Linked DNA regions of Homo sapiens: region 2 is linked to region 1. Evidence: read pairs that join two places in POLR2A ChIA-PET (ENCODE). Cell type or tissue: Caco-2. All regions are shown on one strand.

The links. ChIA-PET counts read pairs that join two places held together with the same protein. Peaks named below come from ENCODE experiments on the same cell type or tissue, not always from the same donor. Only the 100,000 strongest peaks of a DNase experiment are listed, where the experiment ranks them.
Region 2: POLR2A ChIA-PET joins it to region 1 with 7 read pairs; 6 of 35 experiments call an interaction of 5 or more read pairs at or near these places.

Annotation. Positions count from the first base shown.
Region 1 is chr20:32,693,588-32,697,587 of GRCh38, forward strand. No RefSeq gene overlaps it. Among named protein-coding and RNA genes, the nearest start is that of C20orf203, 22 kb to the left of the region's middle. In Caco-2, no CTCF peak of the experiment used is centred here; a DNase peak (open chromatin) is centred at 2,484.
Region 2 is chr20:32,823,327-32,827,326 of GRCh38, forward strand. MAPRE1 (microtubule associated protein RP/EB family member 1) reads left to right here. Exons shown (of 7, transcript NM_012325.3): 2 at 2,599-2,722. The coding sequence starts at 2,602. Among named protein-coding and RNA genes, the nearest start is that of MAPRE1, 5.4 kb to the left of the region's middle. In Caco-2, no CTCF peak of the experiment used is centred here; no DNase peak of the experiment used is centred here.

The sequences.
Region 1 (4,000 bases):
GAGCGAGACTCCTTCTCAAAAAATAAAAAATAAAAAATAAAACAAGTCTCCATAATGAATGATGTCACTTAAATGACATTCTGGAAAAGGCAAAACAGTAGGGACAGAAACCAGGTCAGTGGCTGCCAGGACTGTGCTGATGGGAGGGCTGACTCTAACCACACATGAGGGCACTTCGTGGGGTAATGAAAATTGTCCATGTCTTGACTGTGGTAGTGATTACACTACCATTACACATTTATCAAAACTCACTGAACTGCATACTCAAGAAGGGTAAATTTCACTATATGTAAGTTACTTGACTTCTCCCACCCCCCCCGCCAAAAAAAACAAACGAAAGTGCTGTCCAAATATAAAGTATCATTAGACATTATAGCACTTTTCTCAGAGATTCTGAAATACCTTTGTGAAATGTGACAAATGTTAAAAAAACAAAAACAAAACCCCAGCCAGGCGTGGTGGCTCATGCCTATAATCTCAACATTTTGGGAGACCAAGGCAGGAGGATCCCTTGAGCCCAGGAGTTTGAGACCAACCCTGGCAACAGAGTGAGAACCTGTCTCTACAAAAAATACAAAAAAAAAAAAAAAAATTAGCTGGGCATAGTGGTGCATGCCTGTAATCCCAGCTACCAGGGAGAATTACCTGAGCCCAGGAGGTCGAGGCTGCGGTGGGTCGTGGTCACACCACTGCACTCCAGCCCGGGCAATAGAATGAGACTCTGTCTCAAAAAAAAAAAATAAAGCAACTTGGAAAAGATCAAGTATCCTTTAGAAAAATATTTGTTGTTGAGTGTTCTGTCTTTCAGAAAGGCCATTTTCCACTCTGGCAAATGCTCATGTGTCAGGTTGCTGGTCCCACAAGAGAGCAGTTGACCACTTGGGCTATTTGAGGACTTTCCACAACATCATCAGCTTTTTTATTTTTAAAATATGAGGCTGGAGTGTAGTGGCACAGATCATGGCTTACTGCAGCCTCTAACTCCGGCTCAAGCAATCCTCCCACTTCAGCCTCCAGAGCAACTGGGACTACAGTCACATGCCACCACACCTGGCTAATTTTTAAGTTTTTTGTAGAGACAGGGTTTTGCTATGTTGACCAGGCTGGTCTGGAACTCCTGGCCTCACATGATCCTCCTGCCTTGGCCTCCTAAAGGGCTGAGATTACAGATGTGAGCCACTGTGCCAGGCCCAGCTTCTTTTTTTTTTTTTTTTTTTTTTTTGAGACGAAGTCTAGCTCTGTCGCCCAGGCTGCAGCACAGTGGTGTGATCTCTGCTCACTGCAAGCTCCGCCTCCTGGGTTCACGCCATTCTCCTGCCTCAGCCTCCCAAGTAACTGGGACTACAGGCACCTGCCACCACGCCCGGCTAATTTTTTATATTTTTAGTAGAGACGGGGTTTCACCTGTGTTAGCCAGGATGCTCTCGATCTCCTGACCTTGTGATCCACCTGCCTCGGCCTCCCAAAGTGCTGGGATTACAAGCGTAAGCCACCGTGCCCGGCCCCCAGGTTCTTTTTTTAATGCCACTATAGTAAAAATAAACAATAGTGTCAGAACTGAACAGTTATAGGAAACAAGAATGATAGGCCAAAAAGTGAAAAAATGAAAGAAAAAAAAAAAGAACTGAACAATCAACACCCCCTCCCCCCACTTGATCTTCCCATCCCAGCCAAGCCAGTCCTCTTCCCTCCAGGGAAAGAATACAGGTATTTCTGGCTCATCTCCTCTTGGGCCAGACTATTACCATCCTAATGAACACTATACTCCAAAAGCAAATAAACTGCAATCAAAAGTGAGATTACCAGACAGCAGATTTCTAAACAGAATTGGAAGAACAGTGAATCAATGCAAAGGTGCAGTGCTAACAGTAAGAAAAATCCTGCCCAAATCCCCCAGCATTGCAGCAAAATCCCCCTTGACAGTCTGCAGAGCCTGATCAATGCCCCTTATTCAACAGAGTATATTCGTGACAAAATTCCAATCCAGCAAAGGAACTGTAGTAGTTCTGGAGTTCATAATGGGCTCTGAACTATTGTAAATGGGAGTGAGGATATAATCTACTCTTACATAGAAAAAACAACCTGGCCAGGTGCGGTGGCTCACGCCTGTAATCCCAGTACTTTGGGAGGCCCAGGCAGGTGGACCACGAGGTCAGGAGATTGAGACCATCCTGGCGAACACGGTGAAACTCCACCTCTACTAAAAATACAAAAATTAGCTGGGTGTGGTGTGACGCATGCCTGTAATCCCAGCTACTGGGGAGGCTGAGGCAGGAGAATCGCTTGAATCAGGGAGTCAGAGGTTGCAGTGAGCCGAGATCGCGCCACATCAGCCTGGTGACAGAGCAAGACTCCGTCTCAAAAAAAAAAAAAAAAGAAAGAAAGAAAGAAAAAAAGAAAAAACAACTTGTCAGTTATCTGTGTTCAGGGCTTATCACTCCCTCCCCCAGGGCCTAGCAAAGCCTTTGCCCATATGAGGCGCTCCAAGAATGTTGGTGGAGTCATGGAGCAGGATAGTCAACTGCTCTGGGAAGAGGGCCCCCTTACACTGTGGAGCTATCTGTGATCTATGTTAAAACTGACCCACAATGAAAACAACTTCCCTGGCCTTTTTTTTTTTTTTTTTTTTTTTTTTTTTTTCAGACAGAGCCTCACTCTGTCGCCCAGGCTGGAGTGCAGTGGCGGGATCTCAATTCACTGCAACCTTCACCTCCCGGGTTCAAGCAATTCTTGTGTCTCAGCCTCTGGAGTAGCTGGGACTACAGGCACGAGCCACCATACCTGGCTAAGTTTTTGTATTTTTAGTAGAGATGGGGTTTCACCATGTTGGCCAGGCTGGTCTCGAACTCCTGACCTCAGGTGATCCGCCTGCCTCGGCCTCCCAAAGTGCAGGGATTACGGGTGTGAGCCACCACACCTGGCCTGGATTTCTTCTTCTAAAGTCAGGGAGGTTTGTTAACATTGCTTCCATGGAGGCTCTACACTCAGCCTCATTTCATTTCAACAAAGGGCAGGACCTGTTCCAAGGCTGGCTTGGGGAGGAGGAGCGGGGCTGAATGATGCTGATTGTAGGGGTGATTGAGCTGAAAAGCAAGTCTCCTATCACGAAGCTCATGGGCTGGGCATGGTGGCTCACGCCTGTAATTCTAGCACTTTGGGAGGCCGAGTCAGGCAGATCGCTTGAGCACAGGAGTTTGAGAACAGCCTGGCCAACATGGCAAAACCCTTCTCTACTAAAAATATGAAAATTAGTTGGGTGTGGTGGCAGGTGCCTGTAATCCCAGCTACTTAGGTGGCTGAGGCACAGGAATCGCTTGAACCCCGGAGGTGGGGGTTGCAGTGAGCCAAGATGGTGCCACTGGACTCCAGTCTGGGCAAGAGAGCAAGACTCTGTCTCAAAAACAAGACAAAACAAAACACACACACACACACACACACACACACACGCACAAAAGAAAGAAAGAAACTCAGGGGCTAGTGGGAAAGAGAATCCTGGGAACAAATAATTACGATTTGATAATAAGTAGCTCACTGGTTAGTTAAGCATGCTCTGTGTGAAGTGATCTACCCCAATAACCTTGTGAGCTGAGAATTATAACCCTGTTACAAACGGGGAAACTAAGGTTCTCAGATGTTAAGGAGTTTGCCCAAGGTCACACAGTTAATAAGCAGAAAGGCCAGTATTGAAACCCAAGCAGGGCTGGGTGTGGTGGCTCACACCTGTAATCTTGATGCTTTGGGAGGCCCGAGGCGGGAGAATCACTTGAGTCAAAGAGTTTGAGACCAGCCTGGGCAATACAGTGAGACAGCCCCCCCTCCCCCCACCCCGCTCTCTACAAAGCGAAAAAAGAAACCCCAGGCAGTCTGACTTCAGAGCTTGCACTCCTAACCCCTGAAGCAGAGGAATGAGGGCCCAAGGTGTGTTTATTATGGCCAAGAACTATCAGGAGAGGCCTTTAGAAATGTGGGGCAGCACTGTGAGCCCAAGGGGAGAAGAGGC
Region 2 (4,000 bases), 130 kb after region 1:
AGGGGCTGGGATCTCAGGATTGTTCCAGATTGCTCTGCATCTTTCCCCTGCCCCTCCCCACTGGTAATGTTGCTGTCTTATGAAATGAAGAAAATTGTTAAGTGTCTAGGTCACTATGAAGTCTCTGGTATTTCATAGTGTGTCCTCATGGTGACTGCTCAGGGATTTGATTTAGATCTGGATTAGCCTGCCTTTATCTTGAGTCTTCCCTCCCTACTGTCTGTTCTCTACTAGTAGTCAATGTGATCTTTTTCAAACTGTAATGAGAGCAAGATTCTACCGCACTTAAAACCTGAAAGTGCCTGGGTGTGGTGGCTCATGCCTGTAATCCCAGCACCTTGGGAGGCTGAGGCGGAGGATTGTTTGAGGCTGGGCCGCAAAATGAGACCTGGTCTCTACAAAAAATTAAAAAATTAGCTGGGCTTGGTGGTGACCATCTGTAGTCCCAGCTACTTGGGAAGATGAGTCAAGAGGATGGCTTGAGCCTGGGAAGTCAGGGCTGCAGTGAGCCGTGATTGTGGCATTGCACTCCAGCCTGGGTGACAGAGTGACACCCTGCCTCAAAAAACAAACCCAACAGTGGATTTCTTAATAGAATAAAATCCTAACTCCTTCTGTTCCCACCTCAGGCTCTGCTCTCCTTGCTCACTGGGCTGGAGAGCCCTATCTCTAGAGCTTCATGTGGTTGCTTCTTTCTCTGATCCTTAAGCTCAACTGTTCATCTCAGAGAGGCTTCCTCTGACCACATTCCGTAAACCCCGTTGCATAAGTGGTTGGTATGAAATGATGTTTGTTGGTGTATTTGGTCAGTGTCAGACTTTGCACCACTAGAATGTGAACTCCCTGTGGACAGGCACCTTGTCTCTTGCTTTTCTGTATCCTGGTCCCTAGAACAGTGCCTAGCACGCGGTAGAGCTAGTAAACATTTGTAGAATGAGTGACGGTTGACTACACTGGTGCTCATAGACAATAACGCCCACATTTACTAGCATTTGAAAATTAGACTCATTGCTGTGTGTTTATTGTTTTGAATTTGAAAGCCTAGCAGAAAAGGGAGGGAAGAGAATGTGGAGGCTGGGGCTGGGCAGGCTTGCCTGCCAACCCCAGGGCCTCTCTTGTCCTCACCTGTAAAATGAGGGACATGAAGTGAACCTTGCAGAGGGCTGTCAGGGTTAAACAACAAGTGTCTGTGAAGTATCTGGCACTTAGGCCCACAGATGCCCTACCATTGCCAGGTAGCTCTGCAGAGAATTAACTACAAGGATTCTTCACCTGTAAGGTCATTTGATACTGCCTTTTTAATATCTAGGTATTGAAAAGCTGATTTACTTTTTCAATTATGAAAGAATTTATAGTTTTTTTTTTTTTTTTGGAAATAGGATCTCACTGCCTCAACCTCTTGGACTCAGGCGCTCCTCCCACGTCAGCCTCCCAAAGTGCTGGTATTACAGGCATGTGCCAGTGTGCCTGGCCTAGGTATAGTCTTTAAGGAAAATTTGGGAAGTAGTGAAAACTATAAATAGGAATTAATAAAAACCCATCGGGCCAGGCGTGGTGGCTCACGCCTGTAATCCCAGCACTTTGGGAGGCCTAGGTGGGTGGATCACCTGAGGTCAGGAGTTCTAGACCAGCCTGGCTAACATGCTGAAATCCTGTCTCTACTAAAAATACAAAAATTAGCCAGGCATGGTGGCATGCGCCTGTAATCCCAGGTACTTGAGAAGCTGAGGCAGGAAAATCACTTGAACCTGGGAGGCGGAGGTTGCAGTGAGTTGAGATCGTGCCATTGCACTCCAGTCTGGGCACCAGAGCAAGACTGTCTCAAAAAAAAAAAAAAAAGAAAGAAACAAACAAACAAAAAACCATTATCTGAAGAAAATTGTAACATTTTGATATCTTTATGGGTAACTTTGGGCTGATGTTTTCTAAACAGAAAGCATTCTCGTTTATGCATCTGCCTCCCATCATAAAAGCACTTACTCATCCCTTTATTTAGTGCCTCTTATAGTTTAGAATTGTATATTAATCACATTAAAATGGGGCCTCAATTTTAGTCTGGCTGGTGTTGGGCAGTTCATTTCAGGTCATGTTTGTATGTGGAAATCCAGATTCTGTGGCTGGAATCTTAGTGTCTCTCGTTTGGCCTCATGGGGAAGAAGGTGAGGCTTAAAAAGTCAATGTACCTAGGCTGGGCGCAGTGGCTCACACCTGTAATCCCAGAACTTTGGGAGGCCAAGGTGAGTGGATCACCTGAGGCCAGTAGTTCAAGACCAGCCTGGCCAACATGGTGAAACCCCATCTCTACTAAAAATACAAAAATTAGCTGGGTGTGGTGGTACACGCCTGTAATCCCAGCTACTCGGGAGGCTGAGGCAGGAGAATTACTTGAACTTGGGAGGTTGCAGTTGAGTCGAGGTCGTGCCACTGCACTCCAGCCTGGGCGACAGAGTGAGACTCTGTCTCAAAATAAAATAAAATAAAATAAAATAAAATTGAGTGTTCCTACAGGTTTGCTTTTGGTGACTCTCTAGGAAACACTTGACCTTACTTGCATGCCTAATGTAACACAGGCCCTTCTCTTTTCTTCCCATGCTTTAGAAGATGGCAGTGAACGTATACTCAACGTCAGTGACCAGTGATAACCTAAGTCGACATGACATGCTGGCCTGGATCAATGAGTCTCTGCAGTTGAATCTGACAAAGATCGAACAGTTGTGCTCAGGTAAGAGAAATCTGCTGGATCATTTTTCTAGGAAAGCCTGTAGGTTTTTCAGGAATGTGAAGGCCTGTATCTGACTGCAAAGCCACACACAGAGGTTCAGGGTCTTTGTTAGGGCCACCCTGTTTCTTCCTCTCAGCCCTGCCTTTGCTTCTGCTTCCAAAGGAACTTTTTTTTTTTTTTTTTTTTTTGACAGAGTCTCGCTCTGTTGCCCAGGCTGGAGTGCAGTGGCGCGATCTCGGCTCACTTCAAGCTCCGCTTCCCGGGTTCACACCATTCTCCTGCCTCAGTCTCCTGAGTAGCTGGGACTACAGGCGCCTGCCACCACGCCTGGCTAATTTTTTTGTATTTTTTTTAGTGGAGATGGGGTTTCACCGTGTTAGCCAGGATGGTCTTGATCTCCTGACCTCATGATCTGCCTGCCTCGGTCTCCCAACGTGCTGAGATTACAGGTGTGAGCCACCACGCCCGGCCTTTTTTTTTTTTTTTTTTTTTTTTTGAGATGGGGTCTGGCGCTATTGCCCAGGCTGGAGTGCAGTGGTGCAGTCTTGGCTCACTGCAACCTTCGCCTCCCGGGTTCAAGCGATTCTCCTACTTTAGCCTCCAAAGTACCTGGGACTACAGGCGTGCATCACCACACCTGGCTAATTTTTTTGTATTTTTAGTGGAGACGGGGTTTCACCATGAGGTCGAACTCGTGACCTCAAATGATCTGCCTGCCTCAGCCTCCCAAAGTGCTGGGATTACAGGCATGAGCCACCATGCCTGGTTGGAACTATACTTAAATAAAGAGTGTGCTCTGGCCTGCAGGTCCACCATCTTCTGCTCTAGAGACTGCATTCTGAGGCCTGAAGCTCAGCCCCGACTTCTTGGTGTCTATTATTGTGCATCCAGATTGCATGTTTTATTTGAGGACAGTAATTGTATTAACTACTGTCTGCTGTTCTAGTTTTATGTTCATCAGTGGCATTTCTTATTCCCAAGAAGTACAAGATCAAAGTCTAGCAAATATCATTTCAGCCACAATTTTATGGAACTACTGTTTAACAATAATTTGGCAAAGATGTAATGATTTAAAGTCTCGGTGTGGTGGCTCACGCCTATAATCCCAGCACTTTGGGAGGCTGAGGCAGGCAGATCACCTGAGGTCAGGAGTTCAAGACCAGCTTGGCCGACATGGTGAAACCCCGTCTCTACTAAAAGTACAAAAAAATTAGCCGGGGGTGGTGGCAGGCGCCTGTAATCCCAGCTGCTCTGGAGGCTGAGGCAGGAGAAACGCTT